Regions from separate parts of the Homo sapiens genome. Here region 1 is linked to region 2. A link is an interaction called in ENCODE POLR2A ChIA-PET data of the cell type or tissue named here. Cell type or tissue: OCI-LY7. All regions are shown on one strand.

Region 1 (5,000 bases), 78 kb before region 2:
GTTTTCAATAAATGTTTGCTGAATAAAAACTATGATGTCCTAATTTATCAACATATGAAGTTGAGGGAAGATTAAAGCATTATGGAGTTTAGACAAAAGTACTGGAGCTCGGGGCACTATTAATTTATTGAAGAATTGTCTGTTGAGTAGAACAGACGTTTATTTTAAAAGAGATGGGATTACTTTGTGTTGGCTGGGTGCAGTGCTCACGCCGGTAATCCCAGTACTTTGGGAGGCCAAGGTGGGAGGATCACTTGAGCTCAGGAGTTTGAGACCAGCCTGGGCAATACAGTGAAACCCCATCTCTATTACTAAAAAAAAAAAAAAGATTAAAAAAATGATTACTTTGTGTTTATAAAATACTATCTTTTTATTTTTTATTTTAAAGACAGAGTCTCTCTCTGCTGCCCAGGCTGGAGTGCAGTAGTGCAATCTTTGCTCACTGCAACCTTCCCCTTCTGGGTTCAAGCAATTCTCCTGCCTCAGCCTCCTGAGTAGCTGGGATTACAGGTGTGCGCCACCATGCCCGGCTAATTTTTGTATTTTTGGTAGAGACGGGGTTTCACCATGGTGCTCAGGCTGGTCTCGAACTCCTGACCTCAAGTGATCTGCCCGCCTCGGCCTCCCAAAGTTTTGGGATTACAGGCATGAGCCACCACGCCCAGCCTATAAAATCCTATATTACTTTACTTTAAAATTTTCACTATTTTTAAAACTAGGTAAAACATGTACTACACAGCTCAAAATTCAAAGGACATGAAGTGAAAAGTGTGCTCCCTCCCACCTTTGTGTCCTGGCAACTCATCCCTCTCCATAGATGGTAATCAGTGTTGGTAGTTTCCTGTGTAGGATGACTGCATAACTGAGGCCCAGAATGGGAACATAACTTTCCCTATGTGAGATTCACATTCTGGTCTTCTGACTCCCTGTCCTGTGCTCCTTCTGCTACACCATGTTCACCTTAAAGGTGAACTCAAATGTCAAAGCCAAAAAATTTCACCATGAAGCTCTTAGTGTTTCCTGGTTTTTCTGGCACCTAACTATAAAATTATTCTGAATATCAAGGTTAACCTACATATGAACAACAAATATGTATAAAATATGATGGGTTAGAGTAACCATTTATAGATTCGACAAATCAGGAGACTATCCTTTAAGAATGTAAAATGGAAGAAAAGTCAAAACATAATTGAGAGTACAAATAATCAAACTCACTTTATATATATTATTTAATATAGATTATTAAGTTAGAATATTGGTTTATATGTCAGTGTTTTGCCTGATGGGTTGGCCTTTCCCCTAGTGCTAGATCACCTCCAAATAAACTAACAAAAATCAAATTTTTGAGCCAATAAAATTGAATGTCAGAACCAAAACTGTGGTGACCCAACCACAAGTACTATTTCTCTAAGACTATGTATGTATGCCTTAGTGGCCAGCTGGCCTCTCCATATCCACCCTATCTAAACACATATCTTCTAATATAATAAGCAAAAGCTCTAAATAGTTATTGAATGAAGTGTCTCAGTGAAGCACAGAAACAATTTAAAATGCTTACCTCTAAGTCATTGAAAAATAGATGAGTATCAGCCACTTCAAAAATCATTTCTTCCATTGTTAAACCTGAGCCAATCACTACTGTTGGGTCCTAGAAGACAATAAGAAAAAATCAGCTTGACTTGGTAGTCACAGTCCTGGTTCTAATCTTCAAATTTCAAAATTATTTTAGGTCAAGGCCAAAACACACGAGCTCCCAACTGTGCTTCAAACTATCATTGATGCAATTTCATTCACAGTTATGAGAATCCAGGATTGTAAAATAGAGAAGATATGGACAGTTAAAAATTTCAGGACTTTAGTTTCTAGAAATTAGTAGTTTCATAAAGATAAATGAGGACAGAAAATATGATTTTTTTTTTCTTTTTTTTTGAGACGGAGTCTCACTCTGTCGCCCAGGCTGGAGTGCAGTGGTGCAATCTTGGCTCACTGCAAGTTCTGCCTCCCAGGTTCATGCCATTCTCCTGCCTCAGCCTCCCGAGTAGCTGGGACTACAGGCATCCGCCACCACGCCTGGCTAATTTTTTGTATTTTTAGTAGAGACAGGGTTTCACTATGTTAGCCAGGATGGTCTTGATCTCCTAACCTTGTGATCCACCCCCGTCGGCCTCCCAAAGTGCTGGGATTACAGGTGTGAGCCACCGCACCTGGCCAGAAAATATGTTTTTAAAAAGATACAATGCTGACCAGGCAAGGTAGCTAGCTCACACCTGTCATCTCAGCACTTTGGGAGGCTGAGGCGGGAAGATTGCTTAAGGCTAGGAATTCTAGACTAGCTGGGGCAACAAAGCAAGACCCCCGTCTCCACAAAAAATAAAATTTGGCCGGGTACAGTGGCTCACGCCTGTAATCCTAGCACTTTGGGAGTCCAAGGCAGGTGGACTGCTCGAGCCCAGGAGTTTGAGACTAGCCTGGGCAACATGGTGAAACCATGTCTCTACAAAAGTAAACACAGAAATAGCTGGGCATGGTGGTGCACACCTGCAGTCCCAGGTACTTGGAAGGCTGAGGTGGGAGAATCACTTGAACCCAGGAAACAGAGGTTGCAGTAAGCTGAGACTGCACCACTGCACTCCAGCCTGCGTGACAGAGTGAGACTCTGTCTCAAAGTGTGTACGTGTGTTTGTGTATTTATACACATATCTATATCACTGTATATATTTATATAAGATATATACATTATATATACACAGTAATATATAATTTATATAAACTATATCACTATGTAAATATATTCACATATTATATGAATATACTTATTACATTATTTTAATATATATTTTATATAATAATATATATGATACAAGATATATACATTGTATTTTCACGTTCAGGTCTTCTGACTCCCAGTCCTGTGCTCTTCCCATTATATCTTCTTCAGCTCAAAGGTGAACTTAAATGTCAAAGCCAAAAATTTCACCATGAAGCTTAGTGTTTGTTTATAATGTAAAAAACTGTTTTTCATGAAATAATATTATGTGTATATGTAAATATATAAAATTTTTTTTTGCCAGGCGCAGTGGCTCACGCCTGTAATCGCAGCACTTTGGGAGGCCAAGGCAGGTGGATCATGAGGTCAGGGGATCAAGACCATCCTGGCTAACGTGGTGAATCCCCATCTCTACTAAAAATTAGCTGGGCATGGTGACGGGCACCTGTAGTCCCAGCCACTCAGGGGACTGAGGCAGGAGAATAGCGTGAACCTGGGAGGTGGAGCTTGCAGTGAGCAGAGATCGCACCATGGCACCCCAGCCTGGGTGACAGAGCGAGACTCTGTCTCAAAAAAAAAAAAAAAAAAGTCTCGCTCTGTCACCCAGGCTGGAGTGCTGCGGCGCGATCTCGGCTCACTGCAACCTCCACCTCCCAGGTTCAAGTGATCCTCCTGCCTCAGCCTCCCTAGTAGCTGGGATTACAGGCATGTGCCACCATGCCCGGCTAATTTTTGAATTTTTATTTTATTTTATTTATTTTTTTGAGACGGAATTTCGCTCTTGTTGCCCAGGCTGGAGTGCAATGGTGCGATCTCAGCTCACCGCAACCTCCGCCTCCCAGGTTCAAGCGATTCTCCTGCCTCATCCTCTCTAGTAGCTGGAATTATAGGCATGTGCCACCACGCCCAGCTAATTTTGTATTTTTAGTAGAGACGGGGTTTCTCCATGTTGGTCAGGCTGGTCTCGAACTCCTGACCTCAGCTGATCTGCCCTCCTCGGCCTCCCAAAGTGCTGGGATTACAGGTGTGAGCCACCGCACCCGGCAATTTTTGTATTTTTAGTAGAGATGGGGTTTCACCCTGTTGGCCAGGCTGGTCTCGAATTCCTGGCCTCAGGTGATCCACCCGCCTTGGCCTCCCAAAGTGCTGGGATTACAGGCGTGAGCCACCATGCCTGGCCAATATATAAAATTTTTATACACATTTTGGGATTACAGATGAGAGCCACCACGCCTGGTCTTATTTTATAAATATATATATAATTTTTTTAATTTTATATATTTTTATAATCAGTTTAGTTATATAGCTTATGTCAGCATGCCAGACTAGACACTAAAAGCCTGTAGAAAATACTAACAGAGGCTGGGTATAGAAGCTCATGCCTATAATCACAGCACTTTGGGAGACTGAGGCAGGAGAATCACTTGAGCCTCAGATTTCAAGATGAGACTGGGCAACATGGCGAGATCCCATCTCTACAAAAATAAAACAAAATTAGCCGGGTATGGTGGCATGTGCCTGTAGTCCCAGATACCTGGAGGACTGAGGCAGGAGGATTGCTTTAGCTCAAGAGATCGAAGCTGCAGTGAGCTGTGTTTGCGCCACTGTACTCCAGCCTGCATGACAGAGCGAGATATTATCTCAGGAGAAAAAAAAAACACAAACCTCCTGGCCAAGCACAGTGGCTCACACCTGTAATCCCAGCACTTTGGAAGACCGAGGCAGGCGGATCACTTGAGGCTGGAGTTCGAGTCCAGCCTTGCCAACATGGTAAAACCCTGTCTCTACTAAAAGTACAAAAATTAGGGCTGGGCGCAGTGGCTCACGCTTGTAATCCCAGCATTTTGGGAGGCCGAGGTGGGCGGATCACGAGGTCAGGAGATCAAGACCATCCTGGCTAACACGGTGAAACCCTGTCTCTACTAAAAATACAAAAAAAAAAAAAAAAAAAATTAGCTGGGCGTGGTGGCAGGCGCCTGTAGTCCTAGCTACTGGGGAGGCTGAGGCAGGAGAATGGCGTGGACCCAGGAGGCACAGCTTGCAGTGAGCTGAGATCACGCCATTGCACTCCAGCCCAGGTGACACAGCGAGACTCCGTCTCAAACAACAACAACAACAACAACAACAACAACAACAACAACAACAACAAAATTAGCCAGGCATGGTAACGGGCACCTGTAATCCTAGCTACTTGGGATGCTGAGGGAGGAGAATCATTTGAACCCGAGAGGCA
Region 2 (5,000 bases):
ACCTCCGCCTCCAGGGTTTAAGTGATTATCCTGCCTCAGCCTCCTGAGTAGCTGGGATTACAGGCATGCGCCACCACGCCTGGCTAATTTTGTATATTTTTAATAGAGACGGGGTTCTCCATGTTGGTCAGGCTGGTCTCGAACTTCTGACCTCAGGTGATCCACCCGCCTCAGCCTCCCAAAGTGCTGGGATTACAGGTGCAAGCCACCACGCCCGGTCTGTTTTTATAATTTCTAATATTACTTAACAAAAATCATCCTTTGAAATTGTTTACAAAACAATCTTTTTTTTTTTTTTTTTTTGAGACAGTCTTATTCTGTCACCCAGGCTGGAGTACAGTGGCGCAATCTCGGCTCACTGCAACCTCCGCCTCCTGGATTCAAGCGATTCTCCTGCCTCAGCCTCCTGAGTAGCTGGGATTACAGGTGTGCATGACCATACCCAGCTAAGTTTTTTGTATTTTCAGTAGAGACGGGGTTTCACCAGGTTGGCCAGGCTGGCCTCGAACTCCTGACCTCAGGTGATCCGCCTGCCTCAGCTTCCCAAAGTGCTGGGATTATAGGCATGAGCCACCGTGCTTCCCCAACAAGTTCCTAATGAAACAGGAAGATGTGTTCCAAAGGAAAAATTTCAAAACCATAGTAAAAAGTATTAAGAAGGAGGAGGTTAACCTGAATTAGCTATGTCAAAGTGAGCTTAATAACAGTACAATGGTTCTTCTATATTTCTTCCAACACTCCTTGGATCTCTCTCCAATTTTAGTAACTTGTCAGCATAAGAATTTCTCTGTTTGTAGTGGGTGTTAACAAGTGACATGAAAAAAAAACAAGAAATCAAAAAGAATAAGAATATGATAAAAGAAATTTTTTAAAAAATCTGTTTGAAGATCCAGACTCAAAGACTCTAAAACTTTATCTTCATCCTTCTTTAATCTGTGCAGTTAAAATTTCTGAGAATCACAACATGAATATTCTATAAATGTGCTGCTTCCAGTTATACAAAGTTGTACCCTATGTCATCAATTCTCTAACATTCTACATACCTATATATCTCATCTATACATCAGTCCTATATATCAGCTTATCAGTGTTTGGATAACACTGACTATACACTATACTAACAGAACTAAGTCTTTTGAAATCTATGTCTTTAGCTGTTAGAAGAACTGTAAAATCTAGGTTCAGTTTTTTTATTAATGTTTTATTTCTCCAAATTTATTTACCCCTTCAAAACTCCATCAGACAGGATAATATAAGTGTTTGTTAAAGAAAAATAAAATAAATAAATATCTTACACCAAAGATAAAAAGGAAAGAAATCTGGTCTTGAATGAAAGTCAATTCACTAACTAGCTCCACTTAAGTTTTCCCAAATAGCAAACCATTAAAACTATTAAGATTACGGCCCAAATAACAAGTGGTTCCTAAGAGAGATTTTAAAAGTTGGGCCTGTAGCCTTGATAACCTTTAGCTTTAAATCCAACACGCTACACAAGAACTTTCCCTACAGGTCCTCAAGACAAGATATTTTCAAGCTCCTGAGCAATATAACATTAAATGTCAATCATGCCCTGTTACTCAGCAAATATACAGAACTCATCATAGTCACAAACACTCTCAGGAGCTCCAACTGTGAGTTGATACTATTAATAGCAAACATTTATGGAATGCTTCTTATGGGTCAGGTACCGTTCTAAGTACTTTTAATATATTAACTATTTCTTTTTCTTCTTCTTTTCTTTAATTGAGACAGTCTCGCTCTGTTACCCAGGCTGAAGCGCAGTGGCATGATCTCAGCTCACTGCAACCTCCACCTCCCAGGTTTAGCAATTTTTATGCCTCAGCCTCCTGAGTAGCTGGGATTATAGGCATGCACCACCATGCCCAGGTAATACATTAATTATTTTAATCTTTCAATAAGTCTATAAAATAGAAGCTATTTGTTATTATCACCATTTTACAGATGAGAAAACTAAGGCACAGAGAGTAACTTCCCCAATGCTATACACATAGTAAGTCACCAACCTGGTATTCGAGCCCAGGCAGGCTAGCTTCAAAGCCTGAGTTCTCAAACCACAGCTATGTGTCTCATAATGGAACAATGCAGACAGGACTGGTGATATTTAAAAGCTGACTGAGCTTAAAATGTATGATATGCCATACTATAGTCATCAACAGCCAGAATTCTTAAGCCAAGTAATGAGAACATACGAGAAGATGGCAAGTCTTCTTCTTTATCCTTTACCATTCTCATTTTTTTTCCCCAGGCCTCCCAAGTATGAGTATGAGTTAACACAAGTGAAGTGCTTTAAATAGTGCCTGGCACATAGTAAGTGCTCACTAAGTGTTAAGAGCAGGTAGTGGTATAAAAATAGTAGAGTATGTCTGCTGACCCTGTTTCACTCTACCAGCTAGGATAGGCAAGGAACTGTTGATATTTCTACGCCCTTTCCCCCTTTGTGATTACAGGAAACGAATTGGGACAATACATAAATGTAATCCACTGTCGCAAACCCTAATTACTCTTCAGTCATGTTATTTCACCTGACCATATACACATGAGCAAACTGCTTCATTCCTCAGTCCTCTTTTTTTGGTTTACAAAGACTGGACTTGGGCCAGAAGAGAGCAGAATAAAGCAGCTTTGTAACCTTTTGACTAGTTGCCAAGAACAGAAGCAAGGTTTGTGAAAACCAACTGAAAGGACCTAAACTTTGGACTGTTAGATGGAAACTAGCAAAGGATTCTAACGATAGAAGCTCAGCATACAACCGAGCATTTTCAACCTCACGATTCCAAAATAAGTTTTTAAAATAATGTGCCTAGAAATGGTAAAGAACAGGGATGACAGTAATGGTAATCAGGGCAACAGGACCTCCCTCTCTCAATGATTGTTCTGCAGCTATTTAGGTTAAGTTTTACAGAATCCATCCACGTACATTGCAGAGAAAAAAACTAGCAAACCTAAACATTTTCTTTTTTTTTTTTTTGGTAGAGACAGGGTCTCGCTATGTTGCCCAGGCTAGTCTTGAACTCCTGGGCTTAAGTGATCCTCCTACTTCAGCCTCCCAAAGTGCTGGGATTACAGGCATGAGCCACCACACCTGGCCCCAAACCTAAACATTTTCCATTACAAAAAGACAATATTAGGGGAAAGATCTAGCAGTCACTAAAATTTTGCAAACTGCAGGTACATTGCATTAACTACGGAAACTAAAGAAAAAATTCAATTTCACCTAAAAGCTAATCATTCTAATGTATTCCCGTAGTAACGGCACTGATATCAACTTAGTGAATGGAAACCAGCAGTTTGTTTTAAATTAAAAACAATAAAACAAATAGAGGCCAGGCACAGTGGCTCACACCTATAATTCCAGCACTTTGGGAGGCTGAGGCAGGAGGATCACTTGAGCCCAGGAGTTCAAGACCAGCCTGGGCAATACAGTGAAACCGCATCTATAAAACACAAAACAAACAAACAAAAAAAATTAGTGAGGCATGGTGGCACACACCTGTAGTCTCAGCTGCTTGGGAGGCTGAGGCAGGAGGATCACCTGAGCCCAGGAGGTCGAGGCTGCAGTGAGCCGTGATAGCGTCACTACGCTTCAGCCCAGGTGATACAGGGTGAGATCCTGTCTCAAAAAACAAACAAACAAACAAAATAGAATAGAAAATATTAATATTACAATGCATCACCAGTAGTAAAGATACTGTTTCAAGAAACTTCTGTTTCGATTTCAAATATTAATATGTACATATATGTGTCTGAGTACTGGATAGCAATGTAAAATGTATTTTATAGTGGGTCATGATCAGAAAAGTTTAAAAGCCACTTTATCAGAAAAAAAAAAAAAATGGCCAGTCAAAAAGGGAAGAAAATAACCACTTCATACTACAGAGGAAACAACATTCAGAGTTTGATGGTTCTCTTTTTTGTTTGTTTGTTTTGAGACGGAGTTTCGCTCTTGTTGCCCAGGCTGGAGTGCAATAGCGTGGTCTCGGCTCACTGCAACCTCCGCCTCCTGGGTTTAAGCGATTCTCCTGCCTCAGCCTCCCAAGTAGCTGGGATTATAGGCGCCTGCCACCATGCCTGGCTAATTTTGTATTTTTTTTTTTGGTAGAGACGGGGTTTCACCATGTTGGCTAGGCTGGTCTTGAACTCCTGCCTCTCAGGTGATCCTCCCGCCTCGGCCTCCCAAAGTGCTGGGATTACAGGCATGAGCCACTGCGCCCGGCCGATGGTTCTCTAAATTGTAGTTTTATATAAGCAAGCCTCTGAAAGAGAACAAAAAAGATAAAGGAAACCACTGAGTTACTTCCAAAAATTTTTTTTTGCACAGAATGTGAGGTACCTACAGTAAATAAATACATACTAACAAAAAATACATAGAAATGAAAGCAAAAATTTTCAGTTTATCTACCTATTAAATGCCCCACTAAATATGAGAGATGGCCTATTCTCTTTGTGAAGCTCTAGTTCTCACTCTCAAGAATATTATTCATTAGTGTTGCCTAACTACTGCTTCCTAACCTATAGCAGAAGAACACCTGGTGAAAAGCAAAAGCAGATTTCAAAAATTATTCTTTAAATTATCACAGATGTTTCCTAAATTTGACATTTTTAAATTTAAAAGAGAAAAATTCAGTGATGTAATAAAACACTGATTTTTATAAGATATTTAGGTACTATTTTTTATCCTATAATGTTCTCTAAAGTCTGAAATATTCCCCCAAAATTCATACATGTATATATTGGATTATTCTTTTGGTAAAGAGAGTGAGATTATCACATTCATTTCATCAATCTACTAGGAAAAAATTAACATCATTGTGCTAAATTAAATGTTCCTCTTATTTTGAAAAGGGGGAGGGGCACAACAGGTGAAGCTGACCTAAATCGTTTTCAGTCACTATGGAAACTAAAGAAAAAATTCAATTTCACCTAAAAGCTAATCATTCTAATGTATTCCCGTAGTAACGGTGCTGATAGCAACTACCTAC

The links. Peaks named below come from ENCODE experiments on the same cell type or tissue, not always from the same donor. Only the 100,000 strongest peaks of a DNase experiment are listed, where the experiment ranks them.
Region 1: POLR2A ChIA-PET joins it to region 2 with 8 read pairs; 11 of 35 experiments call an interaction of 5 or more read pairs at or near these places.

The regions. Positions count from the first base shown.
Region 1 is chr1:27,998,402-28,003,401 of GRCh38, forward strand. EYA3 (EYA transcriptional coactivator and phosphatase 3) reads right to left here. Exons shown (of 18, transcript NM_001990.4): 12 at 1,559-1,648. Among named protein-coding and RNA genes, the nearest start is that of XKR8, 41 kb to the left of the region's middle. In OCI-LY7, no CTCF peak of the experiment used is centred here; no DNase peak of the experiment used is centred here.
Region 2 is chr1:28,076,821-28,081,820 of GRCh38, forward strand. All of the region lies in intron 1 of EYA3 (EYA transcriptional coactivator and phosphatase 3), which reads right to left. Among named protein-coding and RNA genes, the nearest start is that of EYA3, 9.3 kb to the right of the region's middle. In OCI-LY7, no CTCF peak of the experiment used is centred here; no DNase peak of the experiment used is centred here; H3K4me3 peaks cover 173 bases; H3K27ac peaks cover 3,857 bases.